2 separate regions of the Homo sapiens genome follow, and region 1 is linked to region 2. A link is an interaction called in ENCODE POLR2A ChIA-PET data of the cell type or tissue named here. Cell type or tissue: B cell. All regions are shown on one strand. Each heading gives the region's core, and the rest is flanking DNA. Links, peaks and the distances in the headings are about the cores only.

Evidence for each region. ChIA-PET counts read pairs that join two places held together with the same protein. Peaks named below come from ENCODE experiments on the same cell type or tissue, not always from the same donor. Only the 100,000 strongest peaks of a DNase experiment are listed, where the experiment ranks them.
Region 1: POLR2A ChIA-PET joins it to region 2 with 14 read pairs; 11 of 35 experiments call an interaction of 5 or more read pairs at or near these places.

The regions. Positions count from the first base shown.
Region 1 is chr19:10,516,455-10,520,832 of GRCh38, reverse strand. S1PR5 (sphingosine-1-phosphate receptor 5) reads left to right here and starts at 3,386. Exons shown (of 2, transcript NM_030760.5): 1 at 3,386-3,435. RefSeq lists an enhancer at 1,479-2,041. In B cell, for the core only: no CTCF peak of the experiment used is centred there; DNase peaks (open chromatin) are centred at 1,762, 2,512 and 3,097; H3K4me3 peaks cover 1,016 bases; H3K27me3 peaks cover 3,652 bases.
Region 2 is chr19:10,642,919-10,647,296 of GRCh38, reverse strand. It overlaps SLC44A2 (solute carrier family 44 member 2 (CTL2 blood group)), which reads right to left. Exons shown (of 22, transcript NM_020428.4): 22 at 2,740-4,018. The coding sequence ends at 3,912. Among named protein-coding and RNA genes, the nearest start is that of ILF3-DT, 8.8 kb to the left of the region's middle. In B cell, for the core only: CTCF peaks have their summits at 2,131 and 2,337 (motif pointing right); DNase peaks (open chromatin) are centred at 2,366, 3,636 and 4,137; H3K27ac peaks cover 1,861 bases.

The DNA.
Region 1 (4,378 bases), core at 128-4,127, 130 kb after region 2:
AGCCTTGGAGTGGGTGCGGTTATCTCAATTTTATTTTTATTTTTTTTTTGAGATGGAGTCTCACTGCATTGCTCAGGCTGGAGTGTAGTGGCGCGATCTTGACTCACTACAACTTCCGCCTGCCAGGTTCAGGTGATTCTCCTGCCTCAGCCTCCGGAGTAGCTGGGACTACAGGTGCGCGCCACCACGCCCGGCTAAGTTTTATATTTTTAGTGGAGATGGGGTTTCACCATGTTGGCCAGTCTGGTCTTGAACTCCTGACTTCAGGTGATCTGCCCACCTCGGCCTCTCAAAGTGCTGGGATTACAGGCATGAGCCACTGCACCTGGCTATTATCTCAATTTTACAGATAAGTCCACTGAGGCTCACAGTGGGTATCACTTGCCTGCCTCAAGACCTTGAGTCCTGTCTCACTCCTGTAATCCCAGCACTTTGGGAGGCTGAGGCAGAAGAATTGCTTGAGTCCAGGAGTTCAAGGCCAGCTTAGGTAACCTGGCGAGACCCTGTCTCTACAAAAAATTTTAAAAAGTAGCCAGGTGCAGTGGCTGGCACCTACGGTCCCAGCTACTCTGGAGGTTGGGCAGAGGATTGCTTGAAGCCTGGAAAGTCGAGGCTGCAGGGAGCTGTGATCACGGCACTGTGCCCCAGCCTGGATGACAGAGTGAGGCGCTGTCTCACAAAAGAAAGAAAAATCAAAAAACTGTGAGCCCTTAACCTTTAGGAATCTGGGCAGAGGGACAGACCTGCCTTCCTGGAGCTGAGGCTCTAGGTCAGAGATACACATTAGGAAAGATGAATAAATAAATGAAATGAACAAGGTGGCCGGGCACGGTGGCTCACGCCTGTAATCCCAGCACTTTGGGAGGGGGAGGCGGGCGATTCATCTGAAGTCAGGAGTTGGAGACCAGCCTGGCCAACATGGTGAAACCCCGCCTCTACTAAAAATACAAAAATTAGCTGGGCGGGGTGGTGCATTCCTGTAATCCCAGCTACTCTGGAGGCTGAGGCAGGAGAATTGCTTGAAGCCAGGAGGCGGAGGTTGCAGAGGCGAAGTTTGCAGTGAGCCCAAATCGCACCACTGCACTCCAGCCTGGGCAATAAAGGGAGATTACAAAAAAAAAAAAAAAGCAAAAGCAAGGTGATTTCAGATAATGCCAACTGCCATTTGAGATGAGGGACAGATCAGGGAAGGTCTCTCTGAGGAGGTGACCAGCTGACCAGCTGGGAAGGGGTGGGGAGAAGGGTGCTCCAGGCCACCTGGCCCCCAAGTTCAAAAGTCTTGAAGTGTGTGTGGAACTCGGAGGAGCCCGGGAGGCAGAAGCAGAGTGGAGCAGAGAGAGGCACAGAAGTAACAGAAAGAGACAAATCAGGACGGCATATGGCCTTGTCCTTGCGGGGTCCTCACTGAGGACTTGATCACTTACTCTGAGAAACACAGGGAGCCACGGGAGGGTTTGGAGCAGAAAAGAAATGTGATCTGAGTTTTAAGAACTGTGGCCAGGAGTGTGGAGTGGCAGCTAGGGATGGGACTCCCAACATCTGTCGAGATCCTGGAGCCTGAGTCCCCAGGGTCCCAATTCGTGGGAAAGAAGTTCAGGGAGGCAGCTGGAGAGGCAGGTTGCTGAGCCCGGGACCCGCAGCCGGAAGAGCCCCATTTTCGAGAGAAGTGAGATTGGCGCCTGGGAGGTGTGAAGCAGCCACCTCCCCACCCTGGGGCGCGGCTTCCCCTTTACAGAAGGAGGTCATTTATTGAGCACCTACTGGGTGCCAGCCACAGCCATGCTGGGAGATCTTCAGGGGTCATCCCAGTGGGCACCATTGGAGTTGGCTTGGTCCACAGGACTGGGGAACCTGGCACTGAAGGGTTAACACCGTCCCACCCTGCGGGTCCCATTGGCTGTGTCTTTGAGCAGAGCAGGCAGGAAAGGTTCTGCCCACCGAGGGAACAGCGGGGGCAGGAGGGCTGGGATCCCCAAGGGGCTACATGGGGGCCTGACCCGGCCTGAGTGCCCCCTGAGTTTCCTCCCACGAGGGTATCCCGGATCCACACTTATTCTCAGCCTCTGGCTCATCTCTCCTGGGGCGCCCTCACCCCACCCGCGGCCAGCAGGGCCTGAAGCATCAGGGGCAAAGGGCACGGTCCTGGAGAAGGTCGCAGCAGCGGGACCCAGCCTCCCTTCCTGAATCTGAGGGTGGAAGAGCTGGGACCGTCTGGAAGTTCCTGGGAAGTCGGGGTGGGGGCGTTTCGGGGCCAGCGGGACTGGTCGTTGGAGGAGCAGTGGCCTGGGAGAGGCGTGGGAGAGCATCACAGACAGCAACAAAGAGACACGCAGAGGCAAAGAGACACGCAGAGACAAAGAGACACGCAGGCGAGAGACTCTGAGATCCTCCTGAGAGAGATACAGAGGAAGTGAGGGAGACACTCATTCATTATCTGGGCATGGTTGCAAGCGACTGGAGTCCCAGCAGCTACGTTCAGCCGGCTGAGATGGGAGGATGGCTTGAGCCGCGGAGGTCGAGACTGCAGTGACTTATGATGTTGCCACTGCACTCCACTCTGGGCCACAGAGCAAGATCTTGTCTCAAAAAAAAAAAAAAAAAAGAAATTCTTACATTGCTGGGGTTTACTGTCTGCTAAGGACACAGCCCAGAAACACCATTAATGAGTAAATCACTTTGTCGTCAGCGATAAGGGTGGGAGAGAATCGGTCGGGGGAACACGGAATCCAGGGGGTGGGACAGGAGAGACCCTCCTTATCTGAGGAGCGGCAAGTTCCCATCACAATCCTGCCCGGGCCCGCCCCACCCCCACTCGCCCTGAGCCGGGGGCGGGAGCGGGAAATTGGGAGGGGCCTGTGCCCGGGAGCAGCGGGAACCTATCTGCTGGTGGGAGAGGACTCAGGCTAAGGTGGCCCCCACTGAAGACTCCTGCTAAGCAACCCACTGAAGACCCCTCCGAATCATCGACGGGGCGTCCTTGGGGTGCAGCCCAGGAAGCTCAGTTCACAGGTGGGTGGGCAATGGGAGGGCGCAGTGCCCGGACACCCAGGACAGAGGAGACCCCTCCGCTGGGGAGAAGAGGCTCAGGCTGCGACCGCCCTGCTGCAGAACCCTCCCTTTCCCGCCTCTCCGAGTCCTCCCACCGCGATGGAGCGTCCCTGGGAGGACAGCCCAGGCCCGGAGGGGGCAGCTGAGGGCTCGCCTGTGCCAGTCGCCGCCGGGGCGCGCTCCGGTGCCGCGGCGAGTGGCACAGGCTGGCAGCCATGGGCTGAGTGCCCGGGACCCAAGGGGAGGGGGCAACTGCTGGCGACCGCCGGCCCTTTGCGTCGCTGGCCCGCCCCCTCGCCTGCCAGCTCCAGCCCCGCCCCCGGAGCGGCGTCCGCTCACTCGGTTCAAGGCAGCGCGACTGCGGGTGGCGCACGACCAGGGCGCAGAGTGAGTGGACTGCACTGGACCTTTGGGGGCGCTGGGCTGGGCCTGACCCGGAGGGGGTCGCCCTGGCGGCCACTTTCCCGGTCTAAAAAGGCGCACCACTCCTTGCAGGGAGTTCTCCGAACTTTTCCTGGAGGCCTCTGGGGAGGGGGAAGCTGGGGGCTCCCCAGCTGGGTGCAGGACCTGGGATACGGGGTGAAGGTGGCTGGAATCCCCTGGCCACCCCCTCCTGGCCGGGCCACTGCAAGTTTCCATACTTCAGTCCTGCTGCCGGGCAAGCTGGGCGGATGGGGTTGGCCTCCCCCTCAGAGCATGTGTAACCCTGTCTCCCTGTATTTGGGCTCCCCACCTCCAGCATGGGTGAGCCAGCGACTTCCTGTCTATGTTTGCCTGCCTTGATTCTCTGTGTGTGACTGAAGCTCTCTGGGATGTCCGCATCCCTGCCTTGTGCAAAAGAGATCCATTCCCCTCCCCAGGCCTTGGCTTTCTCATCTGGACTTGCATGGGGACTATTTGTGCATGGATGTTTGTGTGGGAGCATGGAAACCTTTGCGCCTGCTTCGATACGAAGCATTTCTTTTGAGCTTCAGTTTTCTCATCTGTAAATTAGGACTAAAGGAAGTGGGGATTAATAAGGTCACAGAGGCAGGTGAGGAGTGTTATTACAGTTTAATGACATGTGTGCCCCTCTGTAAGAGTCTGTTTGCCTCTTGTGGATTCTCTCTCCTGTCCTCAGGCTCTGCCTTAGTAAAATGAGTGAATAGGATCAACTTTTTTTTTTTTTTTTTTTTTTGAGACGGAGTTTCTCTCTTGTCACCCAGGCTGGAGAGCAGGGGTGCGATCATGGCTCACTGCAGCCTCGGCCTCCCAGGCTCAAGTGATCCTCCCGCCTCAGTCTCTTGAGTAGCTGGGACTATAGGGGCATAACACCACACCTGGCTAATTT
Region 2 (4,378 bases), core at 259-4,258:
CTGCAAAGCCAGTAGCGAGGCTCAGTCTGAATCCTAAAGCTTCAGAGCCAGGGACACCAATGGTGTAATTCCCAGTCCAAGGCCGAAGGCCTGAGAACCAGGGATCACTGGTATAAGTCTTGGAGTGTCAAGACAGGAGGAGAAGAGTGTCCCAGTTCTGAGGAGGAAAATGCTTTCTCTCCTTTTTCTGTTCTGTCGGAGCCCCAGCAAGTTGGATGGCGCTCACCCAGAAATAATGCTTTATCAGACGTGTTGCTCTGTCGCTCAGGCTGGAGCACAGTAGTGTGATCTCAGCTCACTGCACCCTCCACCCCCTGAGCTAAAGTGACCTTCTCACTTCATCCTACTGAGTAGCTGGGACAACATGTGCATGACCACCACACCCTGCTAATTTTCATAGTTTTTGTTGAGACAAGCTTTCCACATGTTGCCCAGGCTGGTCTCGAATTCAAGCTCAAGCGATCTGCCCACCTCGGCCTCCCAAAGTGCTGATTGCAGGCGTGAGCCACGGAGCCCAGCCACTGTTTTTTTTTTTTTCTTTGTCTTATTTTTACCACATCACAGCTCAAATCTGAGTATTTTCTAATCCAGCCAAGTTCACACCTAAAATTAACTATCACAGCACAGTGTGGTTGGAGGCAGGGAATATACCCAGATAAAGGAACTTGGCAGAGAGTGAAGCCAACCCAGAAGTGGAGCCAAAGCATGAAGCCAGAAAACACTATGGTGGTTCCTCAAAAAATTAAACATAAACCAGGCACAGTGGCGAGTGCCTGTCATCCCAGCTACTTGGGAGGCTGAGGCGGGATGATCCCTTCAGTCCGGGAGCTCAAGGCCAGCCCAGGTAACATAGTGAGACCCAGTGGCTTAATAAATAAGAAAGAGATGGAGATGGCAAATTTTATGCTATATGTATCGTACCACAAATCTTTTTCTTTCTTTCTTTTTTTTTCTGAGACAGAGTTTTGCTCTGTTGCCCAGGCTGGAGTGCAATGGTGTCATCTTGGTTCACCACAACCTCTGCCTCCTGGGTTCAAGCGATTCTCCTGCCTCAGCCTCCCGAGTAGCTGGGATTACAGGCATGTGCCACCATGCCTGGCTAATTTTTGTATTTTTAGTAGCAGCAGGTTTTCACCATGTTGGCCAGGCTGGTCTCAAACTCCTGACCTCATGATTCACCCGCCTCAGCCTCCCAAAGTGCTGGGATTACAGGCATGAGCCACCGCACCCGGCCGCCAGGAGCTATTTTTTAGGTGGGCATGGTAACAGGAGCTGGGGCTGAATAAAATGCCAGATTCAAAGGATCCAGGGAAACAAAGGCATCGAGGAAGGGGTCAGTGCCAGCATAGGGTAGAACTTGAGGACTCTGGAGCCAAGACCTGGGTTCAAATGCCTTCTTGGAAACAAACAAACAAAAATGCTGGCCAGGCTTGGTGGCTCATGCCTGTAATCCCAGCACTTTGGGAGGCCGAGGCAGGTGGATCACATGAGGTCAGGAGTTTGAGACCAGGCTAGCCAACATGGTGAAACCCCGTCTCTACTAAAACTACAAAAATTAGCTGGATGTGGTGGTACGCGCCTGTAATCCCAGCTACTCAGGAGGCTGAGGCACGAGAATCACTTGAATCCAGGAGGTTTAGTGAGCTGAGACTGTGCCACTGCACTGTGGCACTATGCACTGTGGCCTGGGCCACAAAGGGAGACTCTGTCTCAAAAAACAAACAAACAAACAAAAAAAACCAGCATGGGCAATATGGTAAAAATCAATCTCTACAAAAAATACAAAAATTAGTCAGGTGTGGTGGTGTGTACCTGTAGTCCCAGCTACTCGGGAGGCTAAGATGGGAGGATCACCTGAGGCTGTGGTGAGCCATGATTGCACCACTGCACTTTAGCTTCAGCCAGAGTGAGATCCTGTCTCAAAAAAAAAAAAAAAAAAAAAAGGCTGGGCCAGGTGGCTCACGCCTGTAATCCCAGCACTTTGGGAGGCCGAGGCCAGCGGATCACCTGAAGTGAGGAATTTGAGACCAGCCTGCCCAACATGGCGAAACCTGGTCTCTACTAAAAACACAAAAAATTAGCCAGGCGTGGTGGCAGGCACCTGTAATCCCAACTACTCGGGAGGCTGAGGCAGAAGAATCGCTGGAACCCGGGAGGTGGAGGTTGCAGTGAGCCGAGATCGCACCACTGCCCTCCACCCTGGGTGACAGGGCAAGACTGTCTGAAAAAAAAAAAAAAAAAAAAAAGTGGATATTGAAGAAAAATTCCCTGAGAGGAGGTGGAAAGAATTGAAATGTTGGGGCGGATTGCCTGGAGGTGACTGACACTGGCAGCTGGCACGAGGGGGCAGCAGCGAGCTTCCAGGCAGTGGGGCCCACCCCAAGGGCAGTCAGTCCCTTCGCAGATCCAAAGTAGCTGGGGAGCATAGTGACTGCAGGACCTCAGGTGCCTGGGCCCTGAGAGAGGGGAGGCCTGGGGGCGTGTGTCCAGGATGGGTGATGGCGGAGGTGGACAGGCTGCCTCTGCCTTCTGGAGTCCAGGGATTAGAGCCTAATCGGGAAATCTGAGCTGCCTGAAGGTTGGAATTCAGGCAGAGCCAGCAGCCAGTGGGTTTCCTGCCCCCTCCTCGTTCCCTTTGAGAGAATCGCCCTAGTTCAGAGACTCCTAGGGCCTTGGAAGCTGGGGTTCCCCCTACCAGCCGCCACTGGCTCACTGCCCCCAACAAACACACCAGGCCTGGACCTGTACAATAGGCACTTTATTAGTGGTTGGAATGCAGTTACACGCAGGGGTGTGCAGACGCAATGGGGGCAGGGCTGGTGCAGGCACAGGAAACGGGAGACCCCCCCCTCTTTCCCCTGGGGCCAGGAGTTCTCCCTCTCCAGGATCCTGGGACAGTGCTGATGAGCAGAGACATGAAGTCTGAGGGGGACTTGGAATATGGCAAAGGGGCAACTGGGAAGCCAGTTCCCCTGAGTTTGACAAGTTTGGCAAAAGGATCAAGTGAGGTGTGTGGGCAGAGGGGCCCGGTTTGCCCAGGACATCTGCCCTCCACCTCTCCCCCTGACATCATCCCTTGGGTGGGTTTAGTTTCTTTCCTCTCTTACAAAGAGAGCTGTGTCAATAACTGGCAGAGGAAGTCGGGAAATTCAGCCTAACTCCCTCCAGCCCAGCAGGTTTCCATTAAACAGCTATTAGCCATCTCCTCTCCAGCCTGCTCTCCACTGCCAACCCCCGCAAAACTCTCCCTCCCTTTCCCTCCTTCCCAGCCAGGAGACACCCCCACCTGGGCACACACACTCCCACCCGTCACTCCCAGCTAGGAGGGAGCAAAAGGAAGGCACTCCTTGGCGGCCCCATCTCAGCTGTTGAGACAGACGGAAAGAAAGCTAATAGACCCTTTAATGCATGTCCAGGTTAAAAAATAATAATAATAAAGAAATGCTTCTGGTGGCCCTTGAGCCAACTGTTCAGGTGTGGAGAAGGGGTTCAGTCCTGGCCGGAGCAGGCAGGAATAAACGTGGGTGTTCACTGTGGCCAGCAGCTCCCTCAGACACAAACACCGTCCTTCCTGTGGTCTGGCCCGTTGTCGTGTAAGCGGGGGACAGGAAGCATGAGGGAGCTTGTGGAGGTCGGGCCACGTGCCATCCCAGACATCAAGAGGCCCCAATGGGTTTTTACTTGTTTCTCGCAGTCTGGAGGGGCAGCCATGAAAACTCCAAGCGCCCCTTGGCATAAGAAGGAGATGCCCCAGACTCTCCACGTCCAGAAACTGGTGGGATCTGGCTCATGGGGAGGGGCAGAGCGGCAGTGATAGGACTTCAGGTGAGCCCAAGGGGCTGGGGGAACAGACCCAGCTACTGAGCACCCTGCGGCATGAGACTCCTTGAGAGGTGGGGAGCACGGGGCCTTCAGGACTCCGCTGCCTTCTTGTTGGTCTTGTTCAAGAGTTTCTTGAGGGTGGAAGACATGAAGTAAGGCCTCTCGGCCGAGCCGTCATTCCTCTCCAGGTCCTCCACTGTGGAGAGAGGTCCCAGAGCAGGAGGCATGAGGGGAGCCCACGGGCAGGGGCCTCAAGGACAGGGTAGGTGGATGAGGGTCACAGAGAAGCCTCAGAGGGTTAGAAAGCAGACACACTGGGACCAGAGAGGGGCAGACTGTAGTGGGCTCCGAGGGACACACAGGATCCCCACACTCGCAGGCCAGGAACCCCCCCGCTTCATGCACCCCCAGTCTACATGGAGGAAACCTGGCCCCCACGCCAGTCTCCCTCACTCTCTACTCCTCGGCTTCTGCCCGCTTCCCCTCCTCCGCACTCCCCTTCAACAGGATGTCTCTCAGCTCGGGCGACATGAAGTAGGGTCGCTCCTGAGAGCCG